2 separate regions of the Homo sapiens genome follow, and region 2 is linked to region 1. Evidence: read pairs that join two places in POLR2A ChIA-PET (ENCODE). Cell type or tissue: Panc1. All regions are shown on one strand. Each heading gives the region's core, and the rest is flanking DNA. Links, peaks and the distances in the headings are about the cores only.

Region 1 (10,977 bases), core at 2,950-6,949:
AGCTCTCCATATAAGGAAAAAAATGTGCCTCAATCCTTACAATACACAAAATCAACAGGCACACAAGCAGGTACAGGGAAGGAGGATGGGGCTGGGAACCAAGAGGACCATCTCATGGAGACCACAACCATTGCCACTTCTGACTACAGTAGTCTCCCCTTTATCTGCAGTTTCACTTACCTGCCATCAACTGGAGTCAGAAAATACTAAATGGAAAATTCCAGAAATAATTCACAAGTTTTAAATTGTGCGTTACTGTGTTGTAGTATAATGAAATCTCATGCCCTCCAACTCTGCCCTGCCACACCCACCACAGTGATCATCCGTTTGTCCAGCTATCCACACTGTATAGGCTACCTGCCTTTCAGTCAACTTAAGTAGCTGTCTCGGTTAACAGATTGGCTGTCAAGGTATTGCAGTGCTTGTGTTCAAGGAAACCTTTTGTTTTGTTTTGTTTTGTTTTGTTTATTTTGTTTTTTGAGATGAAGTTTCTCTCTTGTTGCCCAGGCTAGGAGTGCAATGGTGCAATCTTGGCTCACTGCCACCTCTGCCTCCCGGGTTCAAGCAATTCTCCTGCCTCAGCCTCCCGAGTAGCTGGGGTTACAGGCATGCACCACCATGCCTGGCTAGTTTTTTGTATTTTTAGTAGAGATGGGGTTTCTCCATGTTGGTCAGACTGGTCTTGAACTCCTGACCTCAGGTGATCCACCTGCCTCGGCCTCCCAAAGTGTTGGGATTATAGGTGTGAGCCACCGCGTCTGGCCTATAAATTATAATTTATCATAGGTATGTATGTATAGGGAGAAAATGTAGCATATATAGGTGCTATCTGAGGTTTGAGGCATCCACTGGGGGTCTTGGAAAGTATCCCCTGTGAATAACAGGGGACTACTGTTCTTCTCTGGTTTCACCATTCCTTCTCATTCCCCTGTTCATTTCCAGTTCTCTTCATGTGATTTTCTTTGGTTTGATTTTAGACATTGCTATACTATTTCTTTTTGTTGTTGTTGTTCACAGAACTTCAATTCTCTATTAATCACAGCTTGCTCACAAGAACATACAGGAAAATTGCACTAAGAGTAAATACGCAGGTGGCTACCTTCAGGAGTTGGGAGTTGGGTACTTTTAGTGGGTAACTGGTAATTCCCTTAGTTGGCATGATATTCTGCCCAGCCCCTTAACGGCTCAGCCCTCACAGATAATTTTTTTCAACACTTTTCCTGTTTGCTCCGAGAATACTCACTGGCAGTGCTTGTTGCTTCAGCATTTATCCTGAGATAACTTTGCCAGGAAATACCTCATTTTTATTATTTTCACATCATTCTTTGGAAACAAAAGACATCATTCTATTTATAGCATTCTGTTTTTAGTAGTGGTATTTCCATTTACAAAATATAATAATTGGCCATCACTGAAAATGTCAAATCCTAGAAAACATAGCATTCCTAGGAGTGAGGTTCACATCTCTGGAACAGTTGTTGGACAAAGATTCATTTAGTGAATCCGATTTTTCTGAAATAGATGATTCTGATGATTCAGACAATTCTAATGTTAGTTCTGCTTAGAAATAACTCCAAGAACAGTTTTTATATTTTATTTTTACATTGAACATCAGTTAGATTTGCTCCAACCTCAAAGAGCATGTTTATGTAAAATTAAATGAGGACTGGCAGCGAGCTGCACTTTTTTCTCTAAACGGGAAAAGGGTTAAAAGGCAGGACTGCTTCACACTGGGGAAGAAAGACCAGCTTGAGTAAAAGTCTGCAGTGTTTTTTATCTTGTTTGTGTGTGTATTTAATGCAACAACCAGCTCACAGTTTCAAAGTGGGAAAATATTCAGTCGCATCATGTACTTGTACTATTGGTAAGAACTTAAAATGAACATCATCAATCATGGAATCCACAAATAAGCTACCTGACACCATAAGTAATTCATTCCATCAGAAGAATGTAAACAAGAGAATTCAGCCCAGTTGATAAAGAGCAATTTCACAGATGCTTGAAACATTAAGATTTGGATTTGTGTTCAGCACTTTTAAGGTTCACCTCTTTGCTTCTACCCAGACTGATCTTAGATCAGTCTTTTTGTCCATCCCTTTCTAAAGCCAAAGCACACTGGTTGCACATAATCTAGTAGAAGCAGAAGTGCTATGGTTGGTGGTTTTATTATTATTATTATTATTATTATTATTATTATTATTATTATTTTGAGATGGAGTCTTGCTCTATCACCTAGGCTGGAGGGCAGTGGCACAATCTCTGCTCACTGCAAGCTCCGCCTCCCGGGTTCACGCCATTCTCCTGCCTCAGCCTCCCAAGTAGCTGGGACTACAGGCACCCGCCACCATGCCTGGCTAATATTTTTTGTATTTTTAGTAAAGACGGGGTTTCACCGTGTTAGCCAGGATGGTCTCGATCTCCTGACCTCGTGATCACCCGCCTCACCTTCCCAAAGTGCTGGGATTACAGGCGTGAGCCACCATGCCCAGCGTTTATTATTATTATTTTTGAAACAGAGTTTTGCTCTTATCACCCAGGCTTTAATGCAGTGGCGTGATCTCAGCTCACTGCAACCTCTGCCTCCCGAATTCAGGCGATTCTCCTGCCTCAATCTCCCAAGTAGCTGGGACTACAGGTGCGTGCCATCATGCCCAGCTAATTTCTGTATTTTTAGGAGAGACGGGGTTTCACATGTTGGCCAGGATGGCCTCGATCTCTTGACCTCATGATTCGCCTGCCTCAGCCTCCCAAAGTGCTGGGATTACAGGTGTGAGCCACCGCTCCCGGCCTTGTTTTTTTGTTTTTTTTTTTTGTTTGTTTGTTTGTTTGAGATAGTCTTGCTCTGTTGCTGAGGTTGGAGTGCGGTGGCATGATCTCTGCTCACCGATACTCTGCCTTCTGGGTTCAAGTGATTCTTGTGCTTCAGCCTCCTGGGTAGCTAGGATTACAGGTGTGCACCACTATGACTGGCTAATTTTTGTATTTATAGTAGATACGGGTTTTCGCCATGTTGTCCAGGCTGGTCTCGAACTCCTGACCTCAAATGATCCGCCTACCTTGGCCTCGCAAAGTGCTGGGATTACAGGTGTGAGTCACTGCATCCGGCTCCACATTTTTTTTTTTTAATTTTAATTCTGCTTTGTTAATGAGTCCTTTGTAAACTATGTCATACATTTCCCATACCGATACTGCGTGACTCATTATAATATGGGCAGTGGGTTTACTGATGGTGCAGCATGCCGTACCCTCCTCCACTTCAGCCAGACTGTTGAGTCTGCGCGTCCTTGTTCCTGCGCACCTCCGCGGCGTGCCTCCTTTTCCTTCAGACATAGTAGCAGCTAGATTAGCCTCCTCATTTTCCTTAATTTTTTCCACTTTCAGGATCAGCTTTTCCTCCACGATTCTGCTGAAGGTGTCGTTTTCCAAAGCCTTCTCAAAGACTTCTTGCTTGTATTCCCTCCTCTCTGCCAATGGCTTCAGCACCTGGACCTCCTCAGACTTCCTTCTTTCCTCTGCAGCCTCCAGTTTCTTCTGGATCTCCTTCAGGGACAGGTCTTTCTCCTTAGTACAAGCTAAAGTTCAACGGGCTTCCCAGAATGGAGGTGGTGGCCTTAAAATCAGCTTAAAAGCCTGGCCAAAGGCACATTTGTTGATTTGCTTCACTTTCTTTCTTTTTTTTTTTTTTTTTTTAGATGGAGTCTCGCTCTGTCACCCAGGCTGGAGTGCAGTGGCCCGATCTCGGCTCACAGCAACCTCTGCCTCCCGGGTTCAAGAGACGCTCCTGCCTGTGCCTTCTGAGTAGCTGGAATTACAGGTGTGTGCCAACATGCTTGGCTAATTTTTGTATTTTTAGTAGAGATGGGGGTTTCATCATGTTAGCCAGGCTAGTCTTGAACTCCTGACCTCAAGTGATCTGCCCACCTCGGCCTCCCAAAGTGCTGGGATTACAGGCGTGAGCCACTGTGCCCAGCCTGATTTGCTTCACTTTCATTTCAATTAAGTATAGATGTTGATGTTGCAAGATTCCAGGTAAAAACAAGAGCAGGGCCACACCTGGTGGTTCACACCTATAATTCTAGCGCATTGAGAGGCTGAGGTGGGAGGATCACTTCAGGCCAAGAGTTTGCAACCAGCCTGGACCACATAGTGAGACCCTGTCTCTACAAAACATTAAAAAAAATTAGCTAGACATGGTGGCAAACGTCTGTCATCCTAGCTACTCAAGAGGCTGAAGCAGAAGGATTATTTGAGCCCAGGAGTTAGATGCCGCAGTGAGCTATGATCATGCCACTGCATTCCAGCTTGGGCAACAGAGCAAGACTCTGTCTCTTAAAAAAATGTAAATAAAAGCAGATCACTGATAAGATGGACAGCTTCTTTAGTTTGCTTTGTAGGCTAGACCTCATCTTACTCTTAATTCCAGTTAAAGCCCCTGCTGTGTTTAATGAGAATTCCACTATATCATACAGGTCATGTCCTTATTTTCTTTCCCCTATTGCTGTTTTAGCCATTGTAGGAATGTGCAGATGCTGGTGGTGCAGATGGTGGTGAAGGCAACAGATCTGCCTTTAGCAGCCGTTGCTATGTCCACATTCTACTGGACTACATTTCTATACAACTATATCCTGTCTTTATTTGGGTACCTCCTATTCATTTTTCCTTTTGTCTTCCTTTTGGTTAACTGGTAAATACATACAATAAAGAATTTACCAGATATAATAGGTATTTTTTTTTTTTTTTGAGATGGGGTCTCATTTTATCACCCAGGCTGGAGTGCAGTGGTACAATCTCGGCTCACTGCAACCTCTGCCTCCCGGGTTCAAACGATTCTCCTGCCTCAGCCTCCCAAGTAGCTGGGATTACAGGAGCCCACCATCACGCCCGACTAATTTTTGTATTTTTAGTGGAGACGGGGTTTCACTATGTTGGCCAGGCTGGTCTCGAACTCCTGACCTCAGGTGATCCACCCACCTTGGCCTCCCAAAGTGCTAGGATTACAGGCATGAGCCACCGTGCCCAAAAAAATGTTTAAAAGAACACCTATAAAACCCACTTGAAGGGGATCCCTAAGATCCACCCCTTACGTTCAATACAGTCTTCACTAGGAGGACTCGCAGGACTCAGCAACTGAGCACTTGGCTGTATTCACAGCTAAGATTGATAACAGTGAAAGGATACAGAGCCAAATCAGCAAGGGAAAAGGCACACAGGCAAAGTTTGGAGGAATCCAGGCACACACTTCCAAAATTCCTCTCCCAGCGGAGTTACAGGGAATGCACCTAATTCCCTCAATGCCGAGTTTTAAAAACATGTGTGAAATGTTGCCTATCAGGGAAGCTCATTAGAAATTCAGTACCCATGGTTTTTAGACGGGGCTGGTCACATAGCACCCCCTGCCTTCTACATAAAAATTCAAGACTCTCAGAACAGATGTTCGGCATCCACCACAGTGCCTGTACAAATAGTTCAGGCACAGTGAGATACTCTTATTAGGCAATGGTGGAAATCCTCCCAAAATTCAATTTCCCAGACACCAGCCAAGATCCAACCTTGAGAGCAAGGCTTTCTAAGGATAGCAGTCTCAGGTCTTCTGTTAATTTGTTCTGCTACCCACTTAACATTTATGTGCCTCCCAAATCCTATCACCCTCCATCCCAAACACCTCCCTCGTATCTCCCAAGGAACCGCACTATTAAATGCATATCTATTATTTTCTTGCTTTTTTCTACAGGCTTATTACACACATATACATATTTTCACACATGCATACTGTATGTATGCCTATGTTTGGTTTTGCAATGCTTTTAATCACATAACTGAAATAATGTTTAACTTTTTATTATTTTTTATTTTATTAATTTTTAATTAATATAATGCTTACAGATTAAGCCAGTGTGATACCTTTGTATTCAGGTATGTGTGTATACATATTATGTGTATTTATGTATTGAAAATAGGATATAATTTTTTTTTTTTTTTTTTTTGAGACGGAGTCTCGCTCTGTGGCCCAGGCTGGAGTGCAGTGGCGCGATCTCGGCTCACTGCAAGCTCCGCCTCCCGGGTTCACGCCATTCTCCTGCCTCAGCCTCCCGAGTAGTTGGGACTACAGGCGCCCGCCACCACGCCCGGCTAATTTTTTGTATTTTTAGTAGAGACGGGGTTTCACCGTGTTAGCCAGGATGGTCTCTATCTCCTGACCTCGTGATCCGCCTGCCTCGGCCTCCCAAAGTGCTGGGATTACAGGCGTGAGCCGCGGCGCCTGGCCAGGATATAATCTTTAACTCAGAAAAGTATTATCTTAAAATTTACTCAATGATGTATTTTTTATGTAAGTGAAAAGGATCTGAATTCCATCAGTAAAATATTGAAAAATTAAATTCTAAGTCAGAATATAAATATTATGCTTTATCGAATTGAAGATAATATTCTATCTTCAACAAACATGTATAGAGAACCCATTATGTTCTAGGGAGGGATGAACATGAATGTAGGTAAATTTGCCTGTTCACATGTTAAGTCCATAGTTTTTGATTACCATAGATTTACATTAAGTTTTAATATCTGATAGTATTAGTTTCTTCCATTAGTAGTATACTTTTCCAAATTTCTTGGCAATTCTAACTCATCTAATTTTCTATTTGGAATTTAGAAGCATATTGGATAGTTCAAATCCAACAAAATTGTCTTTTGGAATTTTCACTGGAATTGTCGCAAATTTACATATTGCCTTGGAATTGACTCTACTTTTTTTCCAGATGGCTACTGAATTGTCTCTGAATCATTTATTGAAAAGTTTACACTTTTTTCCCCAAAGATTTGAGATACAACTTTCTCACATGCAAAATTCCCATATGTTGTTCTATTCTGATCCACTGATTTGTCTACTAATATTCCCATACAATAATACTATTTTAATGGTTATTATTATTATTATTATTTTTTGAGACAGGGTCTTGCTCTGTTGCCTGGGCTGGAGTGCAGTGGTGTGATCATGGCTCACTGCAGCCTCAAACCCCTGGGCTCAAGAGATCTTTCCACCTCAGTCAGCCTCCCGAGTGGCTGGGACCACAGGTGTCCACCACTATGCCCAGCTAATTTAAAACAATTTTTTGTAGAGACAGGGTCTCACCATGTTGCCCAGTCTGATCTCAAACCCCTGGGCTCAAGCAATCATCCCGCCTTGGCCTCCCAAGTACTGAGATTACAGGTATGAGCCACCACACCCAGCCATGACTGAGGATTTTAAAATATTTTCTTATATGGTATGGTTGGTTCCACCGTATTGCTCTTCTATTTCAGAGATTTCCTGGCTGTTATTTTCTTGATTATTTTTTCATATGAAACTTCAGAATCCACTTGCCTACCACCAGAAATATCTATAGACATAGATGGAGTTATGTCCAGGTAAGCCTATTGTAGCTTGAGGATCGACTGAATGTGGGTCCTCAAGGAGGACACAATGAGGGTGTGGGTCCACAGGTGGACCTTTGCTAGGAGCACAAAGAGTTCATCCACGTAACAGGAGAATAGGGAGAGTGGATGGCAGAGATGCAGGTCGATGGGGAGATATGAAGATAATCTAGTGTAAATGGCCACCTGCTTTCTCAGTGCCACAGGAAGCCGAGCAAGGATCTGGGAGGGAGTGTTCAGAAGAAAAGCCATGCATTGGTTTCAATGAGAATATGAGAAGAATGTGCTAGGGGACCGTGGTATTTAAAGTAGGCAGCATTAAGGGTCTATTCAAGATTAGTGCCTGGGAATTCAAAGTGAGAACAGTCAGCATGCTGTGTGCTTTTCTCTCATCCCATTCAGTCATGTGGGGAGAGGCACAGAGAAGGCAGGGACTTGGATGAACTTGGTATTAAAAGCTGAATCGTGTCTCCTGCAAATTCATACCTAACCCCTGGGACCTCAGACTAGGACTGTATTTTGAAAAAGGGTCTCTAAGGAGGTAATTAAGGTTAAGTGAGGTAATTGGGGTAGATCCCAACCGAACACATTGATGTCGTTTAAGAAAAGGAGATTAGAAGGCCAGGCACAGTGGCTCACGCCTGTAATTCCAGCACTTTGGGAGACTGAGGCAGGTGGATCACCTGAGGTCAGGCGTTCGAGACCACTCTGACCAACATGGTGAAACCCCATCTCTACTAAAAATACAAAAAGTAGCCAGGCATGGTGGTAGACACCTGTAATCTCAACTACTCAGGAGGCTAAGGCAGAAGAATCGCTTGAACCCAGGAGGTAGAGGTTGCAGTGAACCGAGATCGCGCCATTGCATTCCAGCCTGGGTGGCGAGTGAGACTCTCTCAAAAAAAAAAAAAAAAAAAGAAAAGAGAAAAGAGAAGGAGATTAGGACATAGACATACACAGAGGGAAGACCACTAGCAGGTAAGAAAAAAACAAACAAACAAACTAGAAGACAAGGTAGGACAGAAGTGTGTTGATGGCTGAGGTGGAGCTCAAACTGCAATGGTACGATGGGGTAGCAGCGTGGTCAGGAGACCAGCAGAGTTTACAAATCAAAGAGAGTGGGAATGCAAAGTGGCTGAGAATGCAGGACAGTTGTGCTAGTCTGCTCCCAACTTTCCTACCTACCTAACTGCATCACAAAAAAGCACAAATAAAAAAGCCTGATTTTGAAAGAAGTTAAACAGTTTGAAGACATGTTCTCCAAGGTGAGTACTGGGTTTGACTCCTCGCTTCTAACAACAAAGCTCACCAAGCCGATTACTGTTCCTCCCACATGTAAAGACTTCCCATTTAGGAAAGAGGCTCCTCTGGAGGCAAGTGTACTTATGTAATAGAAGGAGAAACCCATCCCAGCTACATGAAATAACCCATCAGGTCTGTCATTTTCAAAATTGAAGGTGCACAGTAGAGAAATTACAGTTAACAATAATTTCTTGTATATTTCAAAATAGCTACAAGAAAATAATTGTAATGTTCCCAACACAAAGATAAATGTTTGAGGTGATGGATATCCTAATTACCCTGACTTGATCATTACACATTGTATACATGTATCAAAATATCACATGTACCCCCTACATATGTACAACTATGATACTCACATTTTTAAAAATGAAGATACTATCAAGGACCAGCAGATGTATAAGAAAAAAAGAAGGAACATGAGAGAGCTAGACCAAGATGCAAACACACAAAAATAATCCCAGAGGGGGAAAAGAAGAATTCAAGAAACAGAAGAGAGCTTAAAATAAAACTAATTACTCTAAAAAAATACAGTACATGAAGAAATAAAATTTTCTGAAAAAGAAACAGTACCAGAATGGGCTACTAGAAACTAAAAATACGAATGCCACAACAAAATTTCAATAGAACTGGAAAGTGAAGTTGAAAAAAATCCAACAGTACCTCTTAGACTTTAATGTGTATAAGAATCCTGGGGGTCTTGATCTCGTTAAACCGAGGAATCTAATCCAGTAGAGGTTTGAGGTGAGGGCTAAAGTTCTACGTTTCTAACAAGAAGCTACCAGGTGATGTCAATGCTGACAGTCCACAGACACTTTGTGTAGAAAGGCCATGGAGACAGGAGAAATAAAAGAATCCAGAAGTATAAAACATAAAATGGGAGAGAAAGACAATCCAGGAAAACCAACATGTGCAACTAACTGGATTCTCAAGAAGAGAAAACAAAAAACTTGGAGACAATATTGCCAAAGAAACAATAGGAAAAAATGTCCTAGAATTGGAAAGGGATTCAAGTCTTCAGATTCAAAGGGTTCATTGAGTGCTGAGCAAGATGAATGTAAAAAAGACCCATTCCTAGACACATTCACGTGCAGCTTCAGAGCGTAAAAACAAATGGAAGATCTTAAAAGTTTCCAAGAGTAAACATTAGGACAACTACAAGGTAACTTGGTAGAGGCTAGCATAAAACCTCTCTTAGAGGCAAGGAAGGCAATGCCTTCCAAATTTTGAGTGTAAAAAATTGGAGCTTGAACTGTTAGATCCAGTTGTTCTCGGCCGTTCAAGTAAGGGCACGACAAAGACATATCCATGATGTGGCAGACACTGGAGATTGGCTAACCCAAAATCAATCCCAGCATCCTTTTCCCTTGCTTGTCTCTGAAATAGGGGCTGGTAAATTAAAATATTTACAAGCTTTTTGCAGCTGCTAGTGGCAGTTAGATACACTTCTGGTCAGTGAGATGAAGGCAAAAGCCAGCCGAAGGTGTTTCTAGGAAGTTTTTGTTCAAGTTCCATGAATGCTTCCTAAGAATATACGGTTTGGGGACCGGGCGCGGTGGCTCACGCCTGTAATCCTCAGGCTTGAGTCTGGGAGGCTGAGAGGAGTGGGTCACGAGGTCAGGCATTCTAGGCCAGCCTGGCCAATATAGTGAAACCCCGTCTCTACTACAAATACAAAAAATTAGCCGGGCGTGGTGGCCGGCGCCTGTAATCCCAGCTACTAGGGAGGCTGAAGCAGGAGAATTACCTGAACGTGAACCTGGGAGGAGGCGGTTGCAGTGAGCCGAGATTGCGCCACTGCACTCCAGCCTGGGCAAAAGTGTGAGATTCCGTCTCAAAAAAAAAGAAAAGAAAAGAAAAAAAGAAGAATATGTAGTTTGTTGGTTATGTAGCTATATATTTGAGTTTATTAATCATGTTACTTAAAGCATCCATATCTTTGCTTATTTTTAGTAGGTTTTATCAATACATTTCTGAGAGGGTCTATAACTATCTCCAGCTAGACTTGTCAGTTAATCTCTCCTTGCAATTTTACTAGTTATTGCTTTGTATTGCTTAAGTCATTAGGTTGCATCTTGATTATATTGTTACTCCTAGTGCTCTGCTTTCCTTTAGAATTCAAGGTGAAAAATATTATATTTTTTCCTATTAAAATTACTCTCAGCCAGGCACGGTGGCTCACACTGGTAATCCCAACACTTTGGGAGGCTGAGGCGGGTTCATCACCTGAGGTCAGGAGTTTGAGACCAGCCTGGCCAACATGGT
Region 2 (10,977 bases), core at 2,887-6,886, 75 kb before region 1:
TCCCACCTGCAGCTACTAAAAAGTGATATTAATTTAAAGACAACAAAGCTAGAGTGGTAGAAACAGAATCATGTGGCTGTACCTGCAAAGCACTGAATAATACTAATGGTGGCATGTAAGAAAGATGGCTCGACAGATTAGAAAAATTTAAATCTAACAATACCAAGTGCTGACAAAAATGGGGAGCACCACAAACCCATGCATTGCGAGGAAGAGAGTAAATCAGTACAATCATTATAAAACTAATTTAGTATTATCTAGCCATGGTGAAGAAATGCATATCCTGTAACCAGCAATTCCACTCCTACAGAAATGCAAGCTGTATGAGGATATTTATTACCTTACATATGTAAATATTACACTGTTCACAGCAATACTGTTCAGAATTGCAAAAACTAGAAAACACACACAATGTCAACAGAAGTGGGCAAGCTGCCGTCTATTCACATAATGGAAAATATACAGCAACAGATAGTAATGAATACTGCTACACACCACAAGAATGAATCCTAGACACATGATGTTGAGTAGGAGAACTGTATAAAAAGAATACATACCATAGGATTACATTAAAAAATTTAAAATACATTAAACCACTTTAAGAATTCATTTTATACAAAGTAAAACTATAATGTCAAGCAAGGACGTGACACAAAATTCAAACTGGTTACCTGGGTAGGGGGTATGCAAGACATGATTAGGAAGAGGCACTTGGGGCTTGTGGGCTTCAAAGTTCTACTTCTTGAAATGAGTGGGAGCTACATAGGTCTTCTCTTTATAAAAATTTGGCTGTATATGTTGTTTTCTGTACTTTTCTACAGATGTACATAGAAATTTCAGAATAAAAAGAAATACAGTTGTCCTTCAGTAGCCTTGGGGGATTCGTTCCAAGACCCCTGAAGATACCAAAATCCGAGGATGCTCACGTCCCTTATATAAAATGGGCAGTATTTGCATATAACCTACGGACATCATCCCATCTACTTTAAATCAGCTCTAGATTACTGTGAATACCTAATACAATGCCTACACATCACTTCATTCACATTCTACTCAGTGTATAGGAAATTCAAGTTTTGCTTTCTGGAATTTCGTGGAATATTTTTTCCCCAAATTTTGATCCCAATAGGCTGAACCCATGGGTTGGAACCCACAGAAACGGAAGAGTGACTGTAATTATATAAACATCCCTGGTTTCTTAAATAAAGCAAGAGGCAAAAGTTTCTCTAATCATAATGATTAAGAATGACTGATAAGCTTAAGATATATTTGAAATGTAAATTTAAAAAGTGTGGAACTTGTGTTGATCTAAAATATCCTAGGGAAGAGGAACTTTAATAAAAATACATATGAAAAGTGAGAATCTGGAAATATACTCCTTTCAAACTATTTGTGCCCATGTACAAAAATCTCTTTGTATCCTACCTCCAAGCATAAAGGTATACTCATGATAAAAGTCCAGTTACAGAATACTGCACCCTACATGAAAAATAAATAAATAAATATATATATATATATATATATATATATATATATATATCTCAAGACACCAGAGATAAGTAAATATAACAGCCATCTTTCTTTTTATTTTTTTGAGACGGAGTCTCGCTCTGTCACCCAGGCTGGAGTGCAGTGGCATGATCTCGGCTCACTGCAACCTCTGCTTTGTGGGTTCAAGCAATTCTCCTGCCTCAGCCTCCTGAGTAGCTGGGACTACAGGCATGTGCTACCGCGCCTGCCTAATTTTTGTATTAGTAGAGACGGGATTTCACCATTTTGGCCAGGCTGGTCTCAAACTCCTGACCTCTCAAGTGATCTGCCCACCTCGGCCTCCCAAAGTGCTGGGATTATAGGCGTGAGCCACTGCACCTAGCTAACAGCCATCTTTCAATGTGGACTCAATCCTTCCTCTGGAAAAATATCAAAGAGAAGAATAAATGTTTCGCTTCTTTGAAAAATATATACATATCCACTGCAAAATATCAACCACCATTAACAACCATGTACATACAGCTACCAGATCAACTTTCTAGAAAACAAAAAACTTTCATGATGATAATCTCTAGACAGTTTAGCACCATCTTTTCATTTATTATTTACAAAGTAAATGTAACTTGAAAATCACCACAAATAAGCCACATTTCCTGCTCTTACTAAATATGTAGCAGGAAATTTGAAGAAGGTAATCATAGCCAAAAGCTTACAGATTAAGGCAATAGTAACTCATCTACAGACCACTTTCAGAGCCAGAAAGATGAAATTTATTCCTGACCTCACCGTATCTAAGAGTAGCCACAGTACCATAGAATGTATTTCACTGTAACAAAGCATCTAGATTTTATCAAAATAAATAGTTCTGAATGATAATATTCGATCTTATTCTGAATCTAGTAGACACATTTGCTTGTAGTACTCATGCAAAAAAAGGCAAGGGATTTCATACAGACAAAAAGAGTTGGGTAAACTCTACATATTTTTGGAACAGAGCTGAGGATTTCATTTTTGCATTTCAAACCAGCAAATGAGAACAGAGCTATGGATGGTAGAAAAGTCACCAAATCATGAGGTCTCTGGCTCAAAATAAAATTTATTGCCTTTAGGATTCAGGATAACTAAGGTAAGTTAGTTATTTATAATGCAAATATAGGGATCTATGATGGTTAATACTGAGTGTCAACTTGACTGGATTGAAGGACATAAAGTATTGATCTTGGATGTGTCTGTGAGGGTGCTGCCAAAGGAGATTAACATTTGAGTCAGTGAGCAGGGGAAGGTAGACCCACCTTTAATCTGGGTGGGCACCATCTAATCAGCTGCCAGCAAGTATAGAGCAGGTAGAAAAATATGAAAACGAGAGATTGGCCTAGCCTCAGAGCCTACATCTTCCTCTTGTGCTGGACGCTTCCTGCCCTCGAACACTGGACTCCAAGTTCTTCAGTTTTGAGACTCAGACTGGCCGTCCTTGCACCTCAAGCTTGCAGACAGCCTGCTGTGGGACCTTGTGATCGTGTAAGTTAATACTTATGTTAATATTTAATAAACTCCCCTGTATATATGTATACCCTATATATGTGTGTATATATACACATATCCTATTAGTTCTGTCCCTCTAGAGAACCCTGACACAGGATCATAACAAGTTCTAAAACCTGTCTTCTGAAGTTTCCTTATCTGTTTCTAACTCCCGCCTCTGCTGCTGCTGCCGCCCCCATTTTTTCTGTTTGTTTGTTTTGTTTTGTTTTGAGACAAGCTCTTGCTTTGTTGCCCAAGCTAGAGTGCAGTGGCACAATGATGGTTCACTACAGCCTCAACTTCCTCCTGAACTCAAGCCTCAAGCAATCCCTCCACCTCACCCACATAAGCAGCTGGGAACACGGGCACTTGCCACTTTGCCCAGTTAATTTTTGTAGTTTTTAGGCTGGGACAGGGTTTTGCCACGTTTGCCCAGGCTGGTCTCAAATGCCTGAGCCCAGCCTTGGCCCCTCCCAAACTGCTAGACTGTAGGCATGAGCCAGAGTGCCCAGGTGCTTCTGTCTTATAAAGCTAAGACACAATCAGCATATGAACTGATTTTTGGCAAAATTAATTAGGACAAGGCCAGAGACCAGAGTATTCTTTAGAGTAGTTTTCTTGGCCTAAAGGAAATCATATTTACTGTTAATTTTTCATTTACTGTCATTTATTACTCCATAAATCTTTCATGACTAAAACATGGGTTCACGGATAATATATGACCAAACTGCAGCCACACTTCTCCCTCACACAATTTATGGTATATGAAGAGAATATAAAATGGTACCGCCATCTTGGAAAACAGTTTGGTAGCTTCTTATAAAATGGAAACATGTACTCACTATCCCAAAGAAATGTAAACTTACATTCACACAAAAACACTCTGGGTATACAAGTGTTCCTAGCAGCTTTATTCATAATAACCAAAAACTACAAACAACCCAGATGAACCCCAATGAGTGAATGATTAAACTGTGGTAAATTCATACCCTGAAATACTACTCAGAAATAAAAAGTAAGGAAACCATATGTCTCTTCTGGTTACTGTAGCCTTGTAGTATAGTTTGAAGGCAGGTAGTGCAATGCCTCCAGCTTTGTTCTTTTTGCTTAAGACTGTCTTCGCTATACAGGCCCTTTTCCTATTCCATGTGAAATTTAAAGTAGTTTTTTCTAATTCTGTGAAAAATGTCAGTGGTAGTTTATGGGAATACCATTTATTCTATAAATTACTTTGGGCAGTATGGCCATGTTCACGATATTGATTCTTCCTATCCATGAGGATAGAATGTTTTTCCATTTGTTTGTGTCCTCTCTGATTTCCTTGAGCAGTGGTTTGTAGATCTCCTTGAAGAGGTCCTTCACACTCCTTGTTAGCTATATTCCTAGGTATTTTATTCTCTTTGTAGCAACTGTGAATGGGAGTTCATTCATAACGTGGCTCTCTGCTTGGTGTATATTGTTGGTGTATAGGAATGCTTGTGATTTTTGCACATTGATTTTGTATCCTGAGACTTCGCTGAGGTTGCTTATCAGTTTAAGGAGTTTTTGGGGCAAAACAACGAGATAAACTCTCACACCAGTCAGAATGGTGATTACTTAAAAGTCAAGAAACAACCGATGCTGGTGAGGCTGTGGAGAAACAGGAACACTTTTATACTCTTGGTGGGAATGTAAATTAGTTAAACCATTGTGGAAGACAGTGTGGCAATTCCTCAAGGATCTAGAACCAGAAACACCATCTGACCCAGCAATCCCATTACTGGGTATATACCCAAAGGAATATAAATCATTCTACCATAAAGACGCATGCACACGTATGTTTACTGCAGCACTATTCACGATAGCAAAGACATGGAATCAACCCAAATGCCCATCAATGATAGACTGGATAAAGAAAATGTGGTACATATACACCATGGAATACTATGCAGACATAAAAAGGAATGAGATCATGTACTTTGCAGTGACATGGATGAAGCTGGAAGCCATCATCCTCAGCAAACTAACATAGGAACAGAAAACCAAAGATCCCATGTTCTCACTCGTAAGTGGGAGTTGAACAATGACAACACATGGACACAGGGAGGGGAACAAAACACATCAGGGCCAGTCGGGGGTGGGGGACGAGGGGAGGGAGAGCATTAGGACAAATAGCTAATGTATGTGGGGCTTAAAACCTAGATGACAAGTTGATAGGTACAGCAAACCACCATGGCACAGGTATACCTATGTAACAAACCTATGTGTTTTGCACTTGTATACCAGAACTTAAATTTAAAAAAAAAAAAAAAAAAGGAAGGAACTATTTGATACATGCAACAACTTGGTTAGATCTCAAAAGAATTACGCTGGGCAAAATAAGTCAATCTCAAAAGGCTACATTTTGTATGATTCAATTTATATAACATTTTGAAATGTAAAATAGAGAAAGAGAACAGGTTAATGACTGCCAGGCATTAGGGATTAGGGATGGGGAGGAGGAGGTGAGTCGAGTATGACTATAGAGTATATAAAAGGGAAACACAAGGCATCCTAGTGGTGAAGGAACTGTTCTGTACCTTGACTATGGTGATGTTTATATGAATCTATATATGTGATTAAACGGCATGGAACTAAATGCATACATATACAAATGAGTGCATGTAAGACAATTAAAATCTGAATAAGGTTAGTGTGTCAACAGGTGACTGTATCAATGTCCTGATTGTAATATTTTACTACAATTCTACAGAACGTTACCACAGGGGGAAACTGAGTGAGGGGCACATGGGATCTCTACATGATTTATTCCTACTGATTTAATGACATGTGAATCTACAATTAGCTCAAAAGTATAAAAAAAAAGTGTATATATATATATATATATACACACACACACACACACACACACCTTATTTTAACCATTACACAAATCTGTTGCTGGATCTCTGATTTAAACAGGGTAATAGCAAAGCATTTAAGTTTTTCCCCATACACTGATTGGCTTCTTCAGATTGACTGTAATTATCTCACGATAGAGTAACTTTGCTCATTCCAGGTCTTCCTAAGATTCTGACACATTTTATTCAAAGTACCCTACCACAAATCAAATCAGTCAACAAGCATTTATCCATAAATTCACTTTTACCTTTTAAACCTTTACTACTCAAATTGTGGTTTGTAAAGAAACATCATCTAGGAGCTGTTACAAATGCAGAATCTCAGGTTCCTCTCCACACTCGGTGAATTAGAATCCACATTTTTAACAAGAATTCTAGGTAAATTCCTATTCATCAAGTTTATGAGGCATAGTGTAAGACATTAAAACTTTATGGCTGGGCGCAGTGGCTCACGCCTATAATCCCAGCACTTTTGAGAGGCCAAGACACATGGATCATTTGAGGTCAGGAGTTCAAGACCAGCCTGGCCAACATGGTGAAACCCCCATCTCTACTAAAAATACAAAAAAATTAGCTGGGCGTGGTGGCGCATGTCTGTAATCCCAGCTACAGGGGAGGCTGAGGCAAGAGAATAGCTTGAACTCGGGAGACAGAGGTTGCAGTGAGCCGAAATCTTGATACTGCACTCCAGCTTGGGCGACAGAGTGAGACTCCGTCTCAAAAACAAAAACAAAAAAACCAAAACAAAACAAAACAAAACCAGACATTAAAACTTTTAAAGAAAGATCTTTAATCAGAACAATCTCTGAGAAATGCTTTTAAAAGCGTTAGACCAAATAAAATTTTCTAATCACTAACATTTTTAAACTTTAAGTGAAACAGACAGCATACTTGTTATTCAACCCTTTATCTTAGCTTCAAGTTACCTAAACCACTTAATCCCCAAGTATGTTTTATCTACACACACACACACACACACACACACACACACACACACACATTTTTTGAGACAGGGTCTCACTCTGTTCCCCAGGCTGGAGTGCAGTGGTGTGATCTCAGCTCACTACAACCTCCGCCCCCTGGGTTCAAGCAATTCTTGTGCCTCAGCCTCCCAAGTAGCTGGGATTACAGGCATGCACTACCAGGTCAGCTAATTTTTGTACTTTTAGTAAACACACAGTTTTGTCATCTTGGTCAGGCTAGTCTTGAACTCCTGGCCTCAAGTGATCCACCCACCTTGGCCTCCCAAAGTGCTGGGATTACAGGTGTGGGCCATTGTGCACAGCCTATCAATACTATATTTTAAATACTGAGAAAACAAGAATTTTAAAAAAGAAAAAAGAACTCAATGACATAAAGGCTAACTAACTTATTCAAAGTTACCTAGCCAGTTGAATGACTGAAATCTCACTTCAAATCCCGCACCCTTCTCCCAAGTGGAACATAAACACACTGCAACCTTGCTGAATCCTTAATACCACATGACACCGATTCTCAAACTGGCTCTGCTTACATTTAGGCACATGAACATAGGCAGAATACAAACCTAAGTAAAATTATCTGAAAGGCACTTTTATTTTATTTCTTAATTGGAAAATAAAATAACTGGAATCACTTTTTAACAGTCCATCAAAACAATTTAAACTTGGGTATTTGATCTAAAGGAGAAGAGTACAGGCATTAATCTACAATTACAGCACATGTATGGAAAATTATATACTTACTTTCTGAATAAACTTCTCAACACTCTGTACCACATGTTTATAGAACTAAAAGAGGAAAAAAATGAAGTATGGTTTTAAAATCAGTTTGAGGAGATTGAAATTTCCTGCTAACCATAGGTTTTACATGCTCCAAAGGTCTATCAAAACAATTATCTTAACCAAGAATTTTGAGACAAACATTCTTGTCACTCACCTTTATATGCAACTAGCTGTGCTATATAATTAGTAAAGGGCTTCTCTAAAGTAGATGTGTGATCAGCATGTCCAAAGTGCATTACCTTACCACAGATATAAAATAATGCTATTGAAGACTTTCTGAAAGCATACTTTAACAAACAGTTGTGTTGACTTCAAAATACTTCTAATAAGTACTGGTGGGTGTATATTCTTATATTCATGAAAGGAAAAGTACAGATTTCATACAGTATGATTTTATCAGTTAAATCAAGGGAAATTTGAAAAATCAAGTAACTACAAATAACATTAATAAATGTATGTAAGGTAGTTTTCTACTTCATTTATCTCCTTCTGCTTCTCCTGGAAAATGAACTGCAAGAATACAAAATAAAACATAGAAATGTATAATATCCTAATGGATCAGACAAAATGAATCAGCGGAAGTGAACATGTAGATTAAAAATTAGTAATTGGCCACTATCAATTTTAAGAAAACTTAGAAGATTTAAGTTTCATAAAATATAGCACTATGAATAAACTTGAAATAAATTATAAATTTAGCGTATAGTATATACATGTGTGCCTAATAAATTTTAATGCCACAATAACAATACCATATTGGCGTATGATTTCTGTTTAAAGAACCTGAATTGTGCTTCTCTTTATACTTTTTTTTTTTTTCCCCTTGGAGACACACTCTCACTCTGTCACCCAGGCTGGTGTGCAGCGGCACAATCTCAGTTCACTGCAACCCTCGCCTCCCGGGTTCAAGCGATTCTCCTGCCTCAGCCTCCCAAGTAGCTGGGACTACAGATGCGTGCCAGCCACCACGCCTAATTTTTGTATTTTTAGTAGAGACGGGGTTTCGCCATGTTGGCCAGGCTGGTCTCTAACTCTTGACCTCAAGTGATCCACCCACCTCGGCCTCCCAAAGTGCTGGAAGTATAGGCGTGAGCCACTGCGCCCAGCCTTCTTTATACTTTTCTTCTCGTGAATTATGCTTTTTAAGGACATTCCCTTAGACTGAAGAAATAGGAACATTCAACTAAACCTCAGCACTAAATCCAGTATTTATAATAACAAAAAGAAAAGAAAACATCATGAACTCATATTCACCAAATCAAAACCTACAAGTTTAAGTCTGGCTAAAGTTACTTACAATAAAGTAAGTTTACTCAATGGTTTAAGTTACTTAAGTAAAAAAGCCAAAACAACTAAAGTTATTAGGCACTTTAGAGGCCCCTAAACATTTAAAAATCAATATGCAAAATATTAAATAACTACACATTGAAGGAACAATTCTGGAAGACACCTTGACAGTGTTCTTTGTTTTGTTACTATACATAATTAAAATAAAACTACTTCATAAATCTTAACTGAAAGTTTATTAATTCTCATAGGCCTTCTTCCACAATAGGTTTTCTGGGAGGTTTTGTTGACAATGCAATGTTAACCATCACTCACTAATCATTTCTATATAAAAAACAATGACTTACCTCAATATGAAACACAGTATCATTTAAATCTGATTGATAAAATGTAGTGTTTATATATATACATATATATATATACATATATACACACTAAATGCAGTTTAAAGTAATAAAGTAGTGAAAAACAACTGGTCTAGACGCTTCAAAAATGTCAATGTCACAAAAAAAAAACTGCTGGGTGACAGGACAAATAAGTATAATGTGTGATCTTGACTGGATTATGAAAAAGCAGGGTTGACAGCAACAGCTACTAGTCAACAATGCAACAACGTTAAAATGTTAAGGATGAACTCTATATTAGATAATTCTATCAAAGTGAAATTTTTTGCATGTGATTGGTATATTATGGTTCCCAAGGAAAATGTCTTTATTCTCAGGAGTTTCAAATTCAAGTATGTATCAAGGATTAAGTGTTACTATGAATGAAGTCTGAAACTAACTTCCATATGTAGCAACATGTTAATCAGCAAATCTAAGGGAAGAATATGTCCTGCTCACCATAATAATTTGCAACTTAGGTTTAAATTTTTTCAAAATTCAAAACATTAAAAACAGTAAGTCAAAATAATAAAATATATAATAATAATAAAGATTCTCTTTTTAAAAAACATTACTTCTTTTTTTAAAAAAACTTTAAGAGCCAAGATCTTACTGCGTTGCCCAGGCTGGCCTCAAATTCCTGGGTTCAAGTGATCCTCCTGCCTCAGCCTACCCAGCAGCTAGGACTAACGATGTGTCCCACTGTGTCCAAAGAGTTAGACTCTTGACTGACAGAATTCTGGCTTAAAATTCTAGCTATATTTACTCCTACTACTGCAAATTACTTAATTTCTCTCAGACCCGTCTGACATCTGAAAATAGAAAATACTGTTTGCACCTATACCTCATTAACTCTATTAAGAAAGTACTCTGCTCAACAAGTTATGAAAAGTGCATCAATTACTAATTTTCACAGAAAAAAATACACGTTTCCACACTTTCAAATGATCATGATCATAAAAATCACATAATGCAGAGTAAAGTACAAGAGAATAAAATTATTCCACAATGAGCCTATCAAATCCTCTAAATAATCATGTCTTTGAAACATTTCCTGGCTTCAATGTGCTTATAGTTACTGTCGTTCTCTCTGATTTTCTGCCATGGAAGTACACTGATTTTAACTATTGATGTAAGATACTAACAAGTCTGAAAACTAAGCTTTAGCCACTAGAAAACTGCAAAATCAACGAATCATCTGAATTTTCACCCAGTAGTAATTACTAGTAAATAGGAATCTGTTAAATTTAATACACTGCTGTTATTTAAAAGATAATTTAAATAGTTGGTGCTTTTGGTTACGGTTAATAATTTAATTCAGGGCAGGAAAACATATCACTGAATATTCATAGGTTAGTACCTACTTAATTAGAAATAAGTACTCATTCATTCTCAATTTTAAGAGGCCTACTAATTCAGGGAATCTTAGCCTAGGGGACAAGAACTTCTCGGGGAAAAATCTATGGCTGAGCTTGAAAAGATCCTTTTGCCAAAAAGTTTCTATAAAATTTTGCGCATATGTTTATTTCTCCAGAGGATCCAACCTTTTCCTGAGATTTTCAGAACTATTCATGAGTTAACATAGGTTCAAAACCTACTTTATGAGAGCAAAGGTTAAATGTCTATGGCCTTTTCCCACAGTTCAAATACCTG

Evidence for each region. Peaks named below come from ENCODE experiments on the same cell type or tissue, not always from the same donor. Only the 100,000 strongest peaks of a DNase experiment are listed, where the experiment ranks them.
Region 2: POLR2A ChIA-PET joins it to region 1 with 8 read pairs; 3 of 35 experiments call an interaction of 5 or more read pairs at or near these places.

What each region holds. Positions count from the first base shown.
Region 1 is chr6:154,700,078-154,711,054 of GRCh38, reverse strand. It overlaps the pseudogene LOC646274. Among named protein-coding and RNA genes, the nearest start is that of SCAF8, 28 kb to the left of the region's middle. RefSeq lists an enhancer at 2,655-3,854. In Panc1, for the core only: no CTCF peak of the experiment used is centred there; a DNase peak (open chromatin) is centred at 5,334; H3K27ac peaks cover 1,204 bases.
Region 2 is chr6:154,774,684-154,785,660 of GRCh38, reverse strand. SCAF8 (SR-related CTD associated factor 8) reads right to left here. Exons shown (of 20, transcript NM_014892.5): 3 at 7,616-7,660. Among named protein-coding and RNA genes, the nearest start is that of SCAF8, 47 kb to the right of the region's middle. RefSeq lists a silencer at 6,659-6,859. In Panc1, for the core only: no CTCF peak of the experiment used is centred there; no DNase peak of the experiment used is centred there.